2 separate regions of the Homo sapiens genome follow, and region 2 is linked to region 1. Evidence: chromatin loops called from intact Hi-C (ENCODE). Cell type or tissue: PC-3. All regions are shown on one strand. Each heading gives the region's core, and the rest is flanking DNA. Links, peaks and the distances in the headings are about the cores only. Region 1 overlaps SPAG17 (sperm associated antigen 17). Region 2 has its middle 110 kb from the start of SPAG17.

Evidence for each region. Hi-C counts contacts between places; a loop is a spot of excess contacts. Peaks named below come from ENCODE experiments on the same cell type or tissue, not always from the same donor. Only the 100,000 strongest peaks of a DNase experiment are listed, where the experiment ranks them.
Region 2: it touches region 1 in a loop (7-fold over the local background); 2 of 110 quality-filtered maps call a loop at or near these places.

What each region holds. Positions count from the first base shown.
Region 1 is chr1:118,142,966-118,151,489 of GRCh38, forward strand. SPAG17 (sperm associated antigen 17) reads right to left here. Exons shown (of 49, transcript NM_206996.4): 2 at 8,264-8,404; 3 at 7,578-7,664. Among named protein-coding and RNA genes, the nearest start is that of SPAG17, 38 kb to the right of the region's middle. In PC-3, for the core only: no CTCF peak of the experiment used is centred there; a DNase peak (open chromatin) is centred at 4,796.
Region 2 is chr1:118,287,856-118,296,379 of GRCh38, forward strand. No RefSeq gene overlaps it. Among named protein-coding and RNA genes, the nearest start is that of SPAG17, 110 kb to the left of the region's middle. In PC-3, for the core only: no CTCF peak of the experiment used is centred there; no DNase peak of the experiment used is centred there; H3K27me3 peaks cover 3,232 bases.

The sequences.
Region 1 (8,524 bases), core at 255-8,254:
TTTCCATCTTTCTTTCTTTCATCCTCCAAAGAAAAGACATGGTCACTTAACCATATAAATCTTAACCATAAGAATTAAAAAACCCTGTTGACCCAAACATGTGGGCAAAAGCCACTCATCGAAGTGGCTTAAAAGCTCCAACTGAAATTATTTGATCTCTTCATCATCTGCAGATATACCTTCATGTTTTTGCCTGAGTAGAAGGAAAAGTAATAAACATATCATAGAACTACTGAGAGATTTAAAGCTTAATTCTAAGTAACTAGCAGTAGCTTATATTGAAGACATATTAAACCACAACAGTCACTTCCAGAATTTAAACTATTTATTCTCAGCTTGTGTGTGATGCAAGTAGAAAAAACAGACTTCTGAATCAACAAGTTACCTAACCAGTCTGATTCAAATTTCATCATTCATAGGTATCTGAAAGGTTGTTAAGATGGTTAAGTTAGCCAGGTGCAGTGGTTTACACCTATAATCCCAGTAATTGGGCTGGCAGGGGCGGGAGGATAGCTTGAACCCCAGGAGTTCAAGACTTACCCAGGCAACATAGCACGCTCCTGTTCCCCACAAAAAGAAAAAAGCCAGCCAAAAAAAAAGAGATTAGGTTAGTTGATATATATGAACTACCCAGCACACAAGACTTGGAATACATGTGTTCAATAAGTGGTAACTTTTATTATCACCATATGTAATTATTGATTTTTCACAGTTTTAAATACAGAAACAGAATGATACAATCTTCTTGATTCCTTCCCCAGCACCCCTCCAATCCTGGTGTCTGTAGAGTATAGGGTGTTAAGAGGTTTCAGAAACCACCCCAGCCCAGACCTGGAGGAGAAGCTGTGATGACTTCTCTTCATTAGCTGAACCTCACTTTATTCTTGTGGCTGGCCCTCCACTGAGGTCTGTCTTGGAACTCCTGATGAGATTCCTGCCTTGCCCACTGCCTGCAGGTCCTAGCCAGCAACCCAGTCCTTGTGTGGCATGGGCTTCCTGCTGCTGGATCCCCGGCTCCACTGCATCACCACCACACCTCCCCAGTGTCTACCTCCCCTCTCCTGGACTGCTAACTATTTGCCACATGGGCTTGGCCAGCTGCCTGACCCCCAGGGTGGAAGAGAGCTGGGGCATGATTTGAATTGTTTTTGAATGCCTTTACTTGAGTTCTGCTTTTCTTTGAAAATAGAACTCCAGGTTTCTGATCTGGGAGGCAAACGTATTCACACCCTGGGAGCCCATTCCTAAAGCAATGGAGCCCTGACCTTCTGCCCCTCAGTGACTAGCTTGAACTTGACTTTCTCTGCTGAGCTGCTTTGGTGCCCTCCAGAAATGTGGGGGCCCAGGGCTGTTAACACATCTGACTGCTCTTTTCCCCATCTTGACAAAAGTCATTCATTTGTAACTCTTCATAGCCCTTTGTAACCGTTTCTAGCATTACTATTTCTCCTCTTCTTTCCTTCTTCGGGTAAGAAATGCCTCCAAAACCCAGATTTTGGCACAAGAACTCCTAGATTGTTTTTATAGTCCCAACGTAGCACTTCTTTGTTACAGCTTGATATTCCCAAATTTTGTTCCAAGTCTCATTATTTTACATTTATAAATATCAGGTTGTATTAATTGGTTCCAGCTTTAAAAAATGTTCCATCAGGGGTTATTTCTGCTATTTTGATAGTGGTTTCTAAATGTGGAGTGCCGAGGCCCTGGTGTGGGCCACGTTCTGTAGGCATCCCTGAAGGACTGATGTGGAACGGAAAGATCCGCAGATTCTGAGTCTTGCTGTATTCTTTGAAGACTGTACTGGCCATAATAGCTTCAAAGAATTTCAACAAGTTCCTAAGACATGACCTTCCCTTTCCGAAAATCACGTTGGCCAGGCTTGCCTTAATCAAGCTGTGCTTTTCTAAGCATCCTTTTACTTGATCTCCTGCAGCAGTTTTTAATACTTTTCCTACAAGTGAAGTTAAACTAACTGGCCTGCAATTTCCTGGTGTGTCCCTAAGCTCTATGAAATAACGGCATTAGGTTGGCTAGCTTCCAATTCTTCCAGAATTTTTTTGTTTTGTTTTAAAGCGCGGGATTGAAAAGGCCAGAGAATGCTTCCTGTCTCCCTTTTCCTTCGTTTCTTCCATGACATACTGCTCTCTCTGTTCCCAGTAGAGCTGCCATTTTAATAACTTCAAACCTCTTAAATGTTTTCACATATTATTTGTACCTATCTCTGAAGCATGAGTTTTCCATTTTTCATTCTGACAAGGGCCACCCCCAATATAAGGGCTTACAATTCTATTAAATTGACTATTAATTCAAGGCACTGTTTAAAAAATGAGTTTCATATCAGGAATCTGAAAAAGAGTGGCAAAATAGATTATAATTAAGCCTGTGTTCTCACTTGTCAATTACTAATAAATACATGTTGGAAAAGACCTGAGAAAAATTTCTATACATCCAGGAAACAGAAGTCAAAAAATGGAACTATTACATCTGGGCATACTAATCTGAGGCACTAGCATAGTGTCTTAAAGTATGGTGAAATGCATTAGATCTGAAGATCTAATTTGCATTCTACATTTTATTAAACTGCATTTGGTCCATTATTTTTAAATCTAATATCAGAAAAATCTTTCCACATTTGATGGTCTCCCGGTTGCAATAGAAAGGCCCGTAGAAATATTTTAAGATATATTTGTTAAAAAGTTATTTTAAAAATTATTTTCTTAAAAATATGAGAATTTTTTTACTGACAGGAGTAAAAAAAAAATTAATAATTATTTGCATTTACAAAATTGCACCATATCACATAATGTTTAGGATAGTTCAAGTTCTTTATTGTACAGAAACTTGGAAAATTGTTTTGAAATAAGTGAGTCATCAACTAGAGCATAAGAACTTTTATTCTTTATAGACAATTTTTGTTTCAGTAAGCTTTTCATTTTTTTTATTTTTCATTTTGTGATGACCTAATGCGTCTTTTATAAATAAGTCACAGGCACATAAATCACGGCCCATTTGTGTGGATGAAGGCTCATTTCCTGGTTGGTAGGCATGGTGACCACCATCATGAAATGAAAAGAAACATGAAGTGGAATTTAAAAACTTTTAGGATGGTTGGTTCTGATTTCAGATAAATTGGATAAGTAAACCCCTATCAACTAGTAGCTTTTTCTGATTTACCAAAGTGATAATGTCAAACCTAAAATTTGCACATTTATCCCATAAAGTTCACTTACTGTGTATCAGATTTAGTCACAACTGGGAGAATCTTGGCATCTATGGTACACGTAGAACTCTCTCATCGAGAACATTTCAGTTGGTTTTGAATGACTACTGATATTTTCCTTTTTAATTTTGGTCAGGACTGACTATACCTGTAAATGAACAGGTCAGATTTTCTATGTGGGCCATAAAGCATACATACACAGAAAATTATTTGTGCATAGGTAGCAAGTATACTTAAGTTCAGGCATGAATCTAAACCATGTACTTTTTCCAGTGTTTGAAATGTTTCCTCATAGATTTCCATCTTTAGGATTTTAAAGTTGCCATCAAAATATGTACGGAATTCATCTTTCCTATTTAGCATATATTATACCATATAACTACAAATGTAGTACACATTAATTCGGTCTTCTCTCATTCCTATGGCCTTGCTTGAGCTATTCCCTTTTCTTAGAATGCCCTCTTCCACATTTGAAAGTCAAGATCTACCTATCCAAGGGGTAGACCAGTGAAAGATTACTTGGTTGGTGATAAAGTAGAAAAACTTGGTGCTATAGGTTTACCTTTGGTTAAATCCAAATTCTTCATTTTGCTAGTGAGCAGACTTCCTACCTTCTCTATGCCTCCATTTCCCCGTGCACACAATGGAGATTTTATCTTTCCTTTTAGAATTGTGATGTGGGCTAACTGATGTAATATATGTAAAAGATCAAAACTATCAGGACCTTTCCTTTCAAATGGCAATGTTTCCACAAAAATGTCTCTGGGTCTCACCCCTCCCTGCCAACTACCCCAGCTAATGATAATCTCATCTTCCTTTGAATTCTTATACACTTTACCTGTCTCTCAAGAACTTCACTATTTTCTGCATTGTGTTATTCACTTACGCAGCAACTATTATTGAATGCCTACCACGCGCCAGGCTTATGTCCATATACATTTTGTCCTTTTTTCTCTCTAGCTTGTTCTTAAGCTTCCTGAGGTTAGAGTCTTTGCTTCTTGAGGTTAGAGTCTTTATAATATTAATATTCCTTCCTCTCTCTTCATCGTCTGATAGTGCCTGGCACTAGTGCTTTAACGAGTATGTTTGTTAATATTCGGTAAAACCGGCTACTATATAATGCAGGCAATAAGCGTATATTTTCAAATGTGTCCATATCCTCAAGTAGGATTCACATGTGGGAAATGGTGCTTATATGCCAGTGCATGGGTTCATCTTCATCCTCATTATTAAATAATAATGAGATGATAAAGCAGTAGCCAACATTCCTGAGAATATACACAAATAATAATATTCTGTTCTCATTCCCACATGAGTTCTTGAAACAGTTCCTAGTAGAGCAAAACATGCTTTCCAAAAAGAGAATGTGAATGAACAAATGAGCTGCAGCTACGTCTCTACAGAATTACATTAGCACAAATCTAAGCAGCTTTTCAAAGAACTATGGTTTATAAATAAAGACTTTCATATATACAATGCCATGGCTAGATGAAATTCTAAGGTTTCAGGGGAAATTACACAATCTCATAATGAGGCTGTGTGTACACAACACCATGCCATCCAAATGAAAACTTGAGCAAATCACTTAGGAATGTGGTCTTTGCTAGCCCAGACATTTGGAGTCATTATTGGAAATATGCAATGTGGCTCTGACACTATTTTACTACTCATGGATGAAGTATACTATACAGAAGTCTCACTTTAGTTTGCTGCTTCTAATCAACCACAGGCTAGGAAACCAGAAAGCCTAATTGATTAAAATTGTGTTTAAAATAAGAATAACTAGGCTTTGATTTAAAGCTAACGAGAGTACCCTACAAGTAGAAGTAAATACAGGTGTTTAAATGCATGGCTGTTATATCGTGAGTTCCTTATCTCCAAAATGGAGGTTTCTAAAAAGTTACCATGTAACAAAAGGAATTTGTTAGATTATCTTTTATCTCTTCTCCCACAGTGCAGAGTTTCCTTTGAGAAATGGGATGTTGCAAGACTTTCGCTCCTCAGGAGTTTACCACTATCAAGTGTCCTAGTGTGTCTGGAGTTGATTCCTTCCAGTGGGTTCCTCGTCTCACTGACTTCAAAGAATGAAGCCACTGACTTCGTGGTGTTACAGCTCTTAAAGTTGGTGCAGATCCAAACACTGAGCAACAGCAAGAGTTGTCACAAAGAGCGAAAAAACAAATCCTCCACACTCGGCAAGGGTACACGAACCTGCTGCAAGGTGCTAGCTCAGGTGGCCAGCTTTTATTCCCTTATTTGGCCCTGCCCACATCCTGCTGATTGGTCCACTTTACAGAGCGCTGATTGGTCCATTTTACAGACTGCTGATTGGTCCATTTTACAGAGTGCTGATTGGCCCATTTTTACAGAATGCTGATTGATGCATTTACAATCCTCTAGCTAGACACAGAGCACTGATTGGTGCATTTACAATCCTCTAGCTAGACAGAAAAGTTCTCCAAGTCCCCACCCGACCCAGAAGCCTAGGCAGCTTCACCTCTCACTAGTTGGTACAACCATGCAAGATTCTAAACAGAAATAGATTCATGAGCACACTGTCCACATGTCTCAAAGGTCCAGAAGTCCCAAGAGACTTTCTGGGCCTATTCCATGGCCACCACTCGCAACTACCATGCAGCTCTGCAGGGGTTGCCAGTGACTTTTCAATTGTCTTGGGATGAGAGGTACTAGGTAGCAGAGTGCTTGAGCAGGTCCTAAATGTGAAGGGACTGAGATGGGAAATATTCCCCTCTTCTCCAGATGTGCAACCTGTCCTTGGCTGATGCTGACAAGGAGCCTGAATTTGTTTTATGGTCTTTATTAGTTTTGCTTCAGCGACTGGCATTAATGAATGTCTGGTGCACCTCAGGTTCAGTCTCCATGGCACTCCACCCACCTTCTCTTTTCTTCTGGAACCATTCAGAAGAGTGTATGTGAGCGAGTGTGGGAGGCTTATTGCCCAAATGCTCCACTGGAAGAATGTGGTAGAGCCAGATGTGAAATGGACCCCCTGAGTGAAGAATATGCAACCAAGAGTCTCAGCACATATTGGAGAGGAATGGCTTTCTAACTTAACTCTGGGTTTGTAATCTTGTGCTATCCCACATCCAAGTCAGAATGCCTGTCCAGACTAGACATCAAAACTAGGCTGCTATCATTTCTGATTTTTACTGAGTATCTGTGAAGAAGAAAGAATCTTTTGGGGGGTTAATTGATCCCAGGCCTGAGAATTGGATGTGGATTTCTATAGCCACTCACAAGAAAAATTCCAGTATTTTAAATCCACGTATCACATAATGTTTCAAGTGGAGCACACACATTCGGAACATTATAAAAAAGAGACAAAGTATATTATTTGACTGCAAAAGCACAGATAACTTTGGCATGATGGTGAGCGCCGCGTAGCAAGAGTTAATGCTATAAAATTCACAGCACTGTCTATTGTGAATAAATCCAATGAAACTTGTTCAGATAGTACTCAAGCAATACTAAATAGACCGTATGTAATCACCCAAGACCTGAGACACATAAAAACTTTATTAGTCATCACTGAAATAAAGTGCAAACAAGTTCGTCTTAGAAAGATTCAAAACTCTTTATGTTTTAGGTCGGCTGCTCCATAAAACAGTGCCTGACAAATTTTAAGTGATATTCTAATTAATCACTGGATTTTTATAGTTTCTTGAAAGCTGTAAGTTAGATATTAACAAGGCAGGGTGAGAAGAAATCCCCTTATACGGAGAATGAGTCCTACGTCCTTTGCACAAGCCCACTGGGTCAGCCAAGCCAGATTTTATACTAAGCAGCTGTTGGAAATGGAACGGACCATTAATCCGAAGAGTATCATTATTTTCATATCGATTAAAGTGGGATATAAACCGTGCACCAAGTTCACAAACTGATGGAAAATCACTGCAGCTGTACCTCTGTCTTATACAAGAAACACTTTCTGGCGCATTTTTACATTGTTTTTTTCGAGAAACTAACACTTTGTAATATACTGATCATATGACTCTCCTTAATGCTGTCACATACTCAGCAATTATCATGAGAAAGTATGACCCAATACTTTGTGTCTATAGAAGTTTCTGATTTATATTTTTCAATTATTTCAATTAGATGCAATGATGGTATAAACGATCTAGGAAATTGTATTTGTAAAGGGAAATTTTGAAATTTTAAAATTTTAAAAGGAGGCAGATTTTTTTTGTGTGTGTTCACCATCAGGAACAAATATCTCCAATGAGGAGCAGGCATTTATTTTCAAAGAATGAAATTTAAAAATGGCTATCAAATTATTACTTCAATTCTTTTTTCTAAAAACACAAAAATATCTTCTATAAACACTTTCACTTACCTCATAATATAAAGGAGCATTACCACCTACAGGTTTTTTTGCCTTTTTAGATGAAGCAGATCCAACAAGTGTATTTATTTCATTAATCTGTAAGAAAATTAAATTTACTTATGATGAAAAAAGCCTTATTTGAAGAATACTTAGATATATGTAACTTTCAAATATCTAGGTGATCTGAAGGGTTGGGGAACCTAGCAAGAAAGAGGTACCCATGAATTAGGTAAAATATTTATAGTTACTTCGTAAGCTGTCAGTAATTGTATGGGTATGTGCCACCTGGCAGATCTTTTCTATATTATTGCTGTCCTCTGACCTCTGACAGCTATGATTCTCTGTAGCCTTCATTTTCCAATTAGTCATGTACCTCCCTGGAATCTTAAATAGTCTAGTCTTTTATAATTATTTAACTTGAATTAAATATTTTGTCACAGAACCTAGCATGGTGCCTGGTATGACCTCAGAAATCTTTGTCAAATAAATGAATATTGAATTAACAAAATTAATAAACAAAAATAAATTCTTCCAGATTGAACAACTCAAATTTATTCTGGCTAAATAGTTACTTAAAATAATCCATCAAAATTTACAAAACAGCCCAAGAATATGATAGTTTATTTTATAATTCTATTCTATTATTTTAAGTAAAAAAGTCTTCAGGTGGCTTTGAGGTAGGAAGGGACAGGTACCTGCTGGAGAATGTCTTGCCACGACACCATACTGAAGAGTTTACGCTGAGGGACCTGGACAGCCACGGTAAGGGCTTGGATGAGAAGATCATCTTCAATCTGGTTCCCAACCACAAAAGCAATGGAGGCCTGCCAATCGTTCTATTAAAAATCAGACGGAATTAGATTTTAAATATTCCTGAATAGGTCATTTCGTGTCAAATATTTCCACTGAGAAGCAGAATAATTTTCCTGTAAATCTTACTTGAAAGACAGAGGTGA
Region 2 (8,524 bases), core at 80-8,079, 140 kb after region 1:
TTTTCTACTCCTAACATTTCTAAAAGCAATGTGTAAAAATGACCCTTAAATTGTTATCTCTAGCCCTGACCTGTTTCCAAACCCCAGCCTGATTTAATTGCTCGATGAATATTTTCATCAGGAAATACACACACACACACACACAGACACACACACACACACACACACACAGAGGAGAGTGAGAGATCTCAAAACTTTCAATTTCAGCATGCATAAAAGTGACATTTTTGCTTTGTTCCCTTTGCTTTTCTCCACAGTGAAAAAAATGGAAAAGCATTCAGAGATAAGCCAGCATAGTTCCTTCCCTAAGGAGCTCACAGGTTGGTGGGGACAAGAGACCAGTACATAAAGACTCCAGCACAGAGTGGCAAATGTTCTGATAGAGCAGGGTCATGGGACCATATTGAAGGAGGTGCTTGTGATGAACTCCACAAGGAAAAGTTAGGAAAAGCTTCACAGAGAGGCTGATGTGAAGTTAGGCCTTTTCCCCCAAGAGATTTAAGAATTTATTGTCCACTAGAAGATTGAATAACCAGCCATATCTAATATAAGGGATTAATCTTCAGGGAAAAGCAGAAGTTGGGAAAGTAAATCATGTTGTATGCTTTCCAGGAATGGCACAAAGTTGAAGTGAAAGCCACAAGTCAGGGGATAGCCAGTCCTTTTCTCTCACAATAAAACCATCAACAACGACAGCAATCACAATAATCACGGCGACTGACGCCTATATACCACTTACTGTACTGTGGGCTAGGAGCTGTGTTAAGTGCCTTTGTAGGTAAACTCTCATAGGTAAAACGGGTGGGTGATGGGGTGGGGCCCAGAGAAGGGTCCCTGCATTCAAGTAGGGGCTTGTCTAGTTTGAACCTCCCATGGGTGCTGAAAGGAGGAAGCACCCAAGCTTTTTTTTCTGCTTGCCCAGATAATAGACACCAGGGGTGATGCTTAAAAGCTTAAAAGCTGTCAATCGTCGAATAAAAAAATGGAGCTATACTCTTTGTTATAATTAATCACTAATGTTTGACTGATGATTGAAATATGACTTTTTTTATTTAATTGAATTTGAACTTGTTTAAGTAAGCTATTATGTAACTCTACGAGGCCTGCGGCCTGAGGCCATCAAGGAAGGTAAAAGCTCCATTGAATGCCTTGTTCAACAGCATTTAGGATTTTATATTCTGGGAAGTAAAATGAGTGTCTTTGTCACTATCAATTATGTCTGGAACTCTGAGGAGGATAAGGGATGTCTCGATGTGACTTTGTATTATTGCCACCAATTGCCATTCTGAGGGAATATGGCATGAGGCTCTTTCTTGAGAATACCTAGCAGTTTTCCTAAGAACTATTCTTTTATTAAATACAGTTTGGGTAAGATCACTGTAACAAGGGTTTAAGGCAATCTTAAAAATGTTCTTTGCACCATAACTGGCACATAGTAGGTGTGTGAGGATGTTCTTGCGTTACTATAAAGAAACACCTGAGACTTGGTAATTTATAAAGAAAAAAGGTTTAATTGGTTCATGGTTCTGCAGGCTTTATAGGAAGCATGGTGCTCGCACCTGCTCAGATTCTGAGGAGGCCTTGGAAGCTTAACAATCATGGTGGAAGGCAAAGAGGCAGCAGGCATCTCACACGGCAGAAGCAGGGACAATAGAGAGTGGGAGAGGAGGTACCACATACTTTTAAACAATTAGATCTCTCGAGAACTCACTCACTATCACAAGGGCAGCACCAAGGGGATGGCACTAAACCATTCATGAGGGATCCACACCATGATCCAAACACCTCCTATCAGGCCTTACCTCCAACACTGGGGATTATGTCTCATCTTGAGACTTGGAGGGACAACATCCAACCTATATCAATAGACATGTCATAATTATGTAGTGGAAAAACACTGAGATTCAATGATGCTATAATTATACAGAAAACATTGCCAGTAAATTTTGGCACTAAGTACGCGTAACTAATCTGAACAGATTGGCAAATGTGACCTTGAGGCTTCTTTCTGACCAAGGTCCCTCCCTCCCACCCAAAGAATTATACCAGGGCCAAGAATGGGCATGGACCTCTGCTCTTACAGTCTGGATTTCTTTCCCTGTTCACGTAGGTGGTGGAGACAAAGTTTCACACTGAAATCAGTGAAATGAAGCAGAATCATTTTTATTTTATTTTCTGTATCCTTCTTAAGTGTCACTCAGTTGTAGGATTTTTCCAGAGAACTATGTCTTACACCATGCCATGCCCAGTTCCTATCACTTTACCCTACACTCAGAGGTGCCCGGTAGTGTTAGAAGATCAGCCTGCCCTTGTAAGGTGAGCCTGTTAATCACGCTCTCCAGCAGATGAACCCGGACTCTTGCCCTTGAGCCTGTGGCCTGGGGCCAGGAAGATTCTACTGTGTTGCTGTCAAGTTTTCCACTGTGTCCTCAGTTCAGCCCCAAATGGTTGGTATTGCTGTCCTCACACTATTTTTAGTCATAGATCAGTTATCCCTGACACGCAGTGATGGGGATTAACAAAATGCACCCATATGCATCTCTGAAGGCTGAGCATGTGTGTCCCCAGCCCAAAGTAGTCTTGGGCAGTTCTAGGTAGGATTAGCAGACTTGATTTTTTTATTGTCTCCCTTTACTCCTGGCAGGAGAGTTCTGGGCTAGAATCACTCCAAATTTGTTTTAAGGAATTTGGCACAAGCCTCTTCTAAACCGTACACCAGACCTTGTGTTTTACCCCATCAAGTCCCTTGTGGCCCTTGGCAGGGGCACAGCGGGGAAAGGCTTTCCTTCTCTCGATGGAAAAGAGATCATTGAACTCCATGATGCTTTTAAGAGAACACAGTAACAGGTCAGGCCTTAGGGATGTCCCCACCAATCTCTCATGTGGTGAAGGTTCCACATGCCCGAGGAAGGGAATTTCGTAACACCCAATGCCAGCTGGGAAGGCTCTACATGACAGGGTGAACACCATCGTAATCACATCATGTTCTGAAACCTCAGCCCTGATTACTCTGATCTTTATCCTCTGTTGACCTGAGATGAATGCAAGGAATGGTCTTTAAATGACTCCGTTGTTTTTAAACTCTAGTACAGTGCTTGACTTGAACTTCCCTGGTGAGAGCAAATCACACCAACTGACTCACACTAACTTGACTTATTTAATTATTTTAATTACTTGAGTCCTTTTACTTCATGAAATGACCCCCAGTTCTTATAACAGGGCGGTGAAATCAGGGCACTCAATACTTTCCATTATCTTCCTTAAAGAAATCCTCTCCCGTTCGGTGCTTACACATCTGCATGTATTTCATGACCCTGCAGAAACTTTGTTAAATATATTAGCGAGAAAAGGAGGAGGAGTGGCAACCTAGATATTCAATAGGAGAGAAACGTTGAGTAGATTTTGATCCTTCGTGTGATGAGATATTATGCTGTCCTAAAAATAACACGTACCAAAAGTTTTAAAAGATGCAAGATGGTCACTAACATGTTAAATGAAAAAAGCAGGATGGAAATTTGTACATATACTCTGATTTCAATTCTGTCAATATTTATATAGGTAAAATATGCAGTAGGATAGAGGAAAATTAGCTGGGCCTGAGTTACTCCTGGAGGTCACAAGAAACTGAGAGAGAAGATCTCAGACATAGAATGATCCTATCTGAGGACTCTAGGGATCTCAGCTGAGGGGAGGAAAAGGGCAGAGACTGTCTGTCTTTGTGGGTTAGGACTTCTGCAGGCCAACAACTTACAGGGTTGATGGTTTGAAGGAGAAAGTGTTGCTACATCCTCAGCTAGGAAGCCACCAGTTTTATAAACACAAATGGACAAAATGGAGTATACTAAAGTATTTGGTTGGAGCTGCGAACCCCTTGGGAATGTCTGAATTACTACTTACAAAGAAGTAGCCAGGGCCAGTTTGCCTTCTGAAGTGTCACTGTGCAGAGGCTTCCGCCAACACTCGCAGCCAGCTATGACCAGGACTAGAGAAGGCCCCCGAGTTCTGGACAGTCTGCAAGTCCCACAAATCAGTGCTAAGTCATGTAATCAGATGTCTCCATGGTGTTTGCACGTTACCGTCTCAGGAATCCAGAGCTTTCACTTACCTCATGTCCCAGCCTGGGATTTCCCTGTAGGCTGTAATGGGTTTGTTTTGCCAGGTTACTCAGTGTTCCTTCTGCTTCTTCCCTGTGAGTGTCAGACATCCTCCTCATCATCATTGCCTTTTATTGAGTGCCTACTGTGTGTGAGGTGCTTTACAGATATTATTTTTAATCTTCTTAACGATCCTATCAGATAGGCATGATTATCCTAATTTTATAGGTGATGGGATTGAGAAACAGCATGATCAAATCACTTGCTTAGGGGCATAAAATTAGTAAGTTTGGATCTAGATGTCTGTCTACTTTTTCTGTGATGTCTTTCAGCTTCTAATTTGCCACTCTGTGTGTGTGTGTTGTTTTTGTGCATATGAGAGAGACACACAGAGAGAGAGACAGATCTGTTACTAAAAGATCTTTTTTGAACAGCGATTTACTTTTGAATTTGGGTGTTGCTTATTTCTCAAATGCTTTTTTCCATCAACATCCAGAAAATCATATATCTCACCTCTTAATTGTCTTTGTCAAAAGTGAGTCCTAGCCATGAGCGGAAAGTGGACTGAAAAATAATTATACTTTTCAAAATTTCAACTAGAAATCAGAATGAGACTTCTCAGGATGACAGAAAAACTCGCATACAAGTTAGCAGCAACCTGAGATTAGTGCTAAAGGTACAATATGCAGACAAACAAACTGCAATAGTTCCTCACTTCAATCATGTCCAGGGAAGTCCATGCTCAGACCCTTTGATTCTGGTGCTTTTCTGACATGTAGGGACCATCCTCTGGTGTCAGCATCACAGGCCCAGAATTGAAGAAGTTGATGCTTTGCTCTCATTGAGGCCTGATCACTATGTATCCAATAATGCTGCCTCCTTTCCCCACCTTCTTCCTTTCTTCAATATATATACATCTAATGCCAGGCTCCACACTAAGGAGCAGCAGCAAATAATGCCTATGAATGACAAGCAGGGTCCTGGCTATCACTGAGTTTACAGCATGGCGGGGAAAACAAACAAGGAATTCAGATGTAGTGCGATAAATGCACTGATGTGGGGGAAAGTGGAGTGCACTCAGGTGGGCAGGTATGAAGGGTCAGCAAAGGCTTCCTCAACCAAAATACTTCTGTGCTGTGACCTGAAGGATGAGTTAGCATCAGCCAGGTCGGGGTGGAACATGTGAAAAGCAAGAGGGATATTCTGTGAAAGGCCAGAGAGATAGGCAAGCTTTGCATAGCTTAGCCGTCTGTCTCATTCCCTCTGTCCTCCTCGTACATGAGTGTGTCAGAGTGAGTTTCGGGATTGCTTTTAAATTTTAAATTAAAGACTATCAGAATCCAGAGACTATCCAAATTCCTATGGTCTCTCAGAATTTCACAAAAACATTCAGACAAAGGGTGATTCCACAGAGAAATCATACACCTCAGTTTGAAATTGCCACTTGGGAGGAATGGGACACCAGGTCTTTGGAAACGGGCTTAGGGCCCATCAAGGGAGATATTGTGTGCCGAAGCTTTCTTCTGGAACTCACTGGGGTCCCCTTTTTCTGCAATCCAAGCTAAGTCCTCACAGCATGTTGGGCTAGTCTAATTCAGGGCTGTATTAGTCAGAGTTCCCTAGAGGAGCAGAACTGAAAGGATATATATATATATATTCTTTATACATATATACACATATTCTTTATATATATATATATATATGAGTTTAATAAGTATGAACTTACATGATCACAGGGTCCCACAATAGGCTGTCTGCAAGCTTGAGGAGCAAGGAGAGCCAGTCTGAGTCTCAAAACTGAGGAACTTGGAGTCTGCTGTTTGAGGGCAGGAAGCATCCAGCATGGGAGCAAGATGTAGGCTGGAAGGCTAGGTCAGTCTGGCCTTTTCACGGTTTTCTGCATACTTTATATTCGCTGGCAGCTGATTAGATTGTGCCCACCATATTAAGGGTGGGTCTGTCTTCCCCAGTCCACTGACTCAAATGTTAATCTCCTTTGGCAACACCCTCACAGACACACCCAGGATCGATACTTTGTATCCTTCAATCCAATCAAGTTGGCACTCAGTATTAACTGTCACAGTGACTATGACCTTTGTCACAGAAGATGACTAGAAAAATAGCCACGAGTTGACCTTGATACTAAGAGCAGCACTGATTTGGACATGGAATCTGACTTAGCTCATGAGGACTCATTTTAGCCACGAGTCATAAAGAAGTCCCAGTTCAAGATACATAGTCCTTGAAGACAGCACTCAAGGATTTAGGCACACTAAATGTCTGAGCCCCAGTCTAATTCCAGGGGCAGTGACAGGATGACGCTGCCCAACTTGAGATTTTGTCAAGATTTCAAACACACAGTTTGTTGTTAAGGTTCTAATTATATAAAAAACTCCATATTAACATAAGGCTCACGGTTAATTGGCAGGGCTTCAAAAACATTAACTATTTCCTAATTATAGCAGTAATTCTTTCCCTTTCTCTTTTTTTCTCATTCTTCTTTTTAAATAATAATTATCACATATATTGGGTGCTTAGTATTTGCAACACGTTAAAACAAGAGCTAAGACTACATTCTGTCATGTAATTCTCATAACTGCTCTATGGCATCGATATTATTTCATGGATTTTGGAGATGGGGAAACTGAGGTTTAAAGAAGGATAATTAACACGTTTATCACAAATGGACACAAAAATAGTCACACACATGGAAAGTGTTAGAACTGGAACTTAGACCCATTTTGTTGAAACAACTCAAGTCTGTGGTGTTAATGTCTGTGGTTCTGCAATTAAAATACACATTCTGATTGTGTTGTTTGTGTTGTTCCAGATGCCTTCTCCACTAGAAGATGGGGCCAGATTTCCTAGTTCTTTATTTGCTGATAGCACTAAACAAAGTGTGTAGCATGTTATGGGACATCAATAAATACTTGGCTCAGTGGCACACAATCAACTAGAGAAGGCCTGGTCTAAATTCAGCCCAGCAACACAAATTGCAGGATTTTGCATCACTCTGCCTCTCATCTTATTAGGACAGGTCTTGTGGCTGTCCTAGGCCTGAGCACCCGTAACAGAGCTCTCCTTGTCATTGTGACAATAGAAAGTAAGGGAAGGGAAAGTCATAAATTAGGCCAATGGAGGGAGGCAGAGGAAAATAGATACAGACTGATGACAAGATTAATATGCAGTTGACGGGGAGTGCTTTCACACCAGAGCGCCAGCAAATAAACACAATTCAGAAAGCTCATCCCTGCCTTACCAGAGAAGGCAGATTCCTGAGCCAAAAAAAAAGTGAATGAGCAAGAGAAAGAAAAATAGAGGCCTGTGTGTGCATGGGGCCTTGTTTGCCAGGAATTCCTCCAGCAGGATCAGATAGCTGGGGGATGACACAAGCAGCAGGCTCTGCAGAGTTATACATTTTCTGACCCAAAACAGGGACAGGAGAAGCAGGCACAGGCACTGCAGGGAAGGTGGGCTCCGAGGATACTGAGTGAAGGCTGAGATCAGTGCCTTCCCCGGGCATAAGCATAGCCTCCCTGTGCCACCAGCAAAGGCGGGTGTCATTTTCTGAGAGGAGTCAGCAGACCTGCCTGGCCCTTTTGGCTGGACTTCTGATGGGCTCTCCCACTCCTTGCTGTAATGAATGAGACCTCAGCAGGCTTCAGTTGAATACTTCATAGATGGGAATTGATTCTTCTTCTTTTTTTTTTTATTTGTTTGAACTATAATATTGCCATTTTTGTAAGTAAGAAGTGGCCAAATATTATCAATTTCATATGGTTTAAGATGATAGTAAGGGCAGAGATTGTTTTCAAACTCAGGAATTGATTCCAAAATTGTGACTCTCACTATGCTACACTGTTTCACCAGTGACTTCCCATTAACCTGAGCATAAATTTAGACTTTGACCTGGGCCTACAAGAATATTCATGGTCTGATCTTTGCTTACCTGGTACCTTCTCTCTCCACAGCAACACCAAATTTCTTCTGGCTATTCAATGATTACTTTGGTTTACTGATCTTTGATGATACGTTTTCCTCTTCCTGAAATACTACACTTGCTTCTCTTTTCCTGGATGTTATCATTCCATCCTTCAGGGATTAGCCATCATAGCACTTATATTAGATTGGAAACTGCCCAAAGTGAGAAAATGTTGGTCACCTGCCTTATTTCTTAGTGACTAGATGAATGCCTGGCACATAAAAAGATGGATGAATGAATGGATGAATGAATGAATTACATGAGCCAATGCCACCTTCCCTCCCACAACACACAGTCATTCTATGCCTACCTTGCCACTCCAAATTAAACAATTCTCTGTTATGACATAGATGTCCAGTTTCAGAACAATCTGTTGAACTTTGGCTACAGCTGTGCTGCAGAGCTTGGTGATATACATTGAATATAAAGCAAGAACACAAATTTAAAA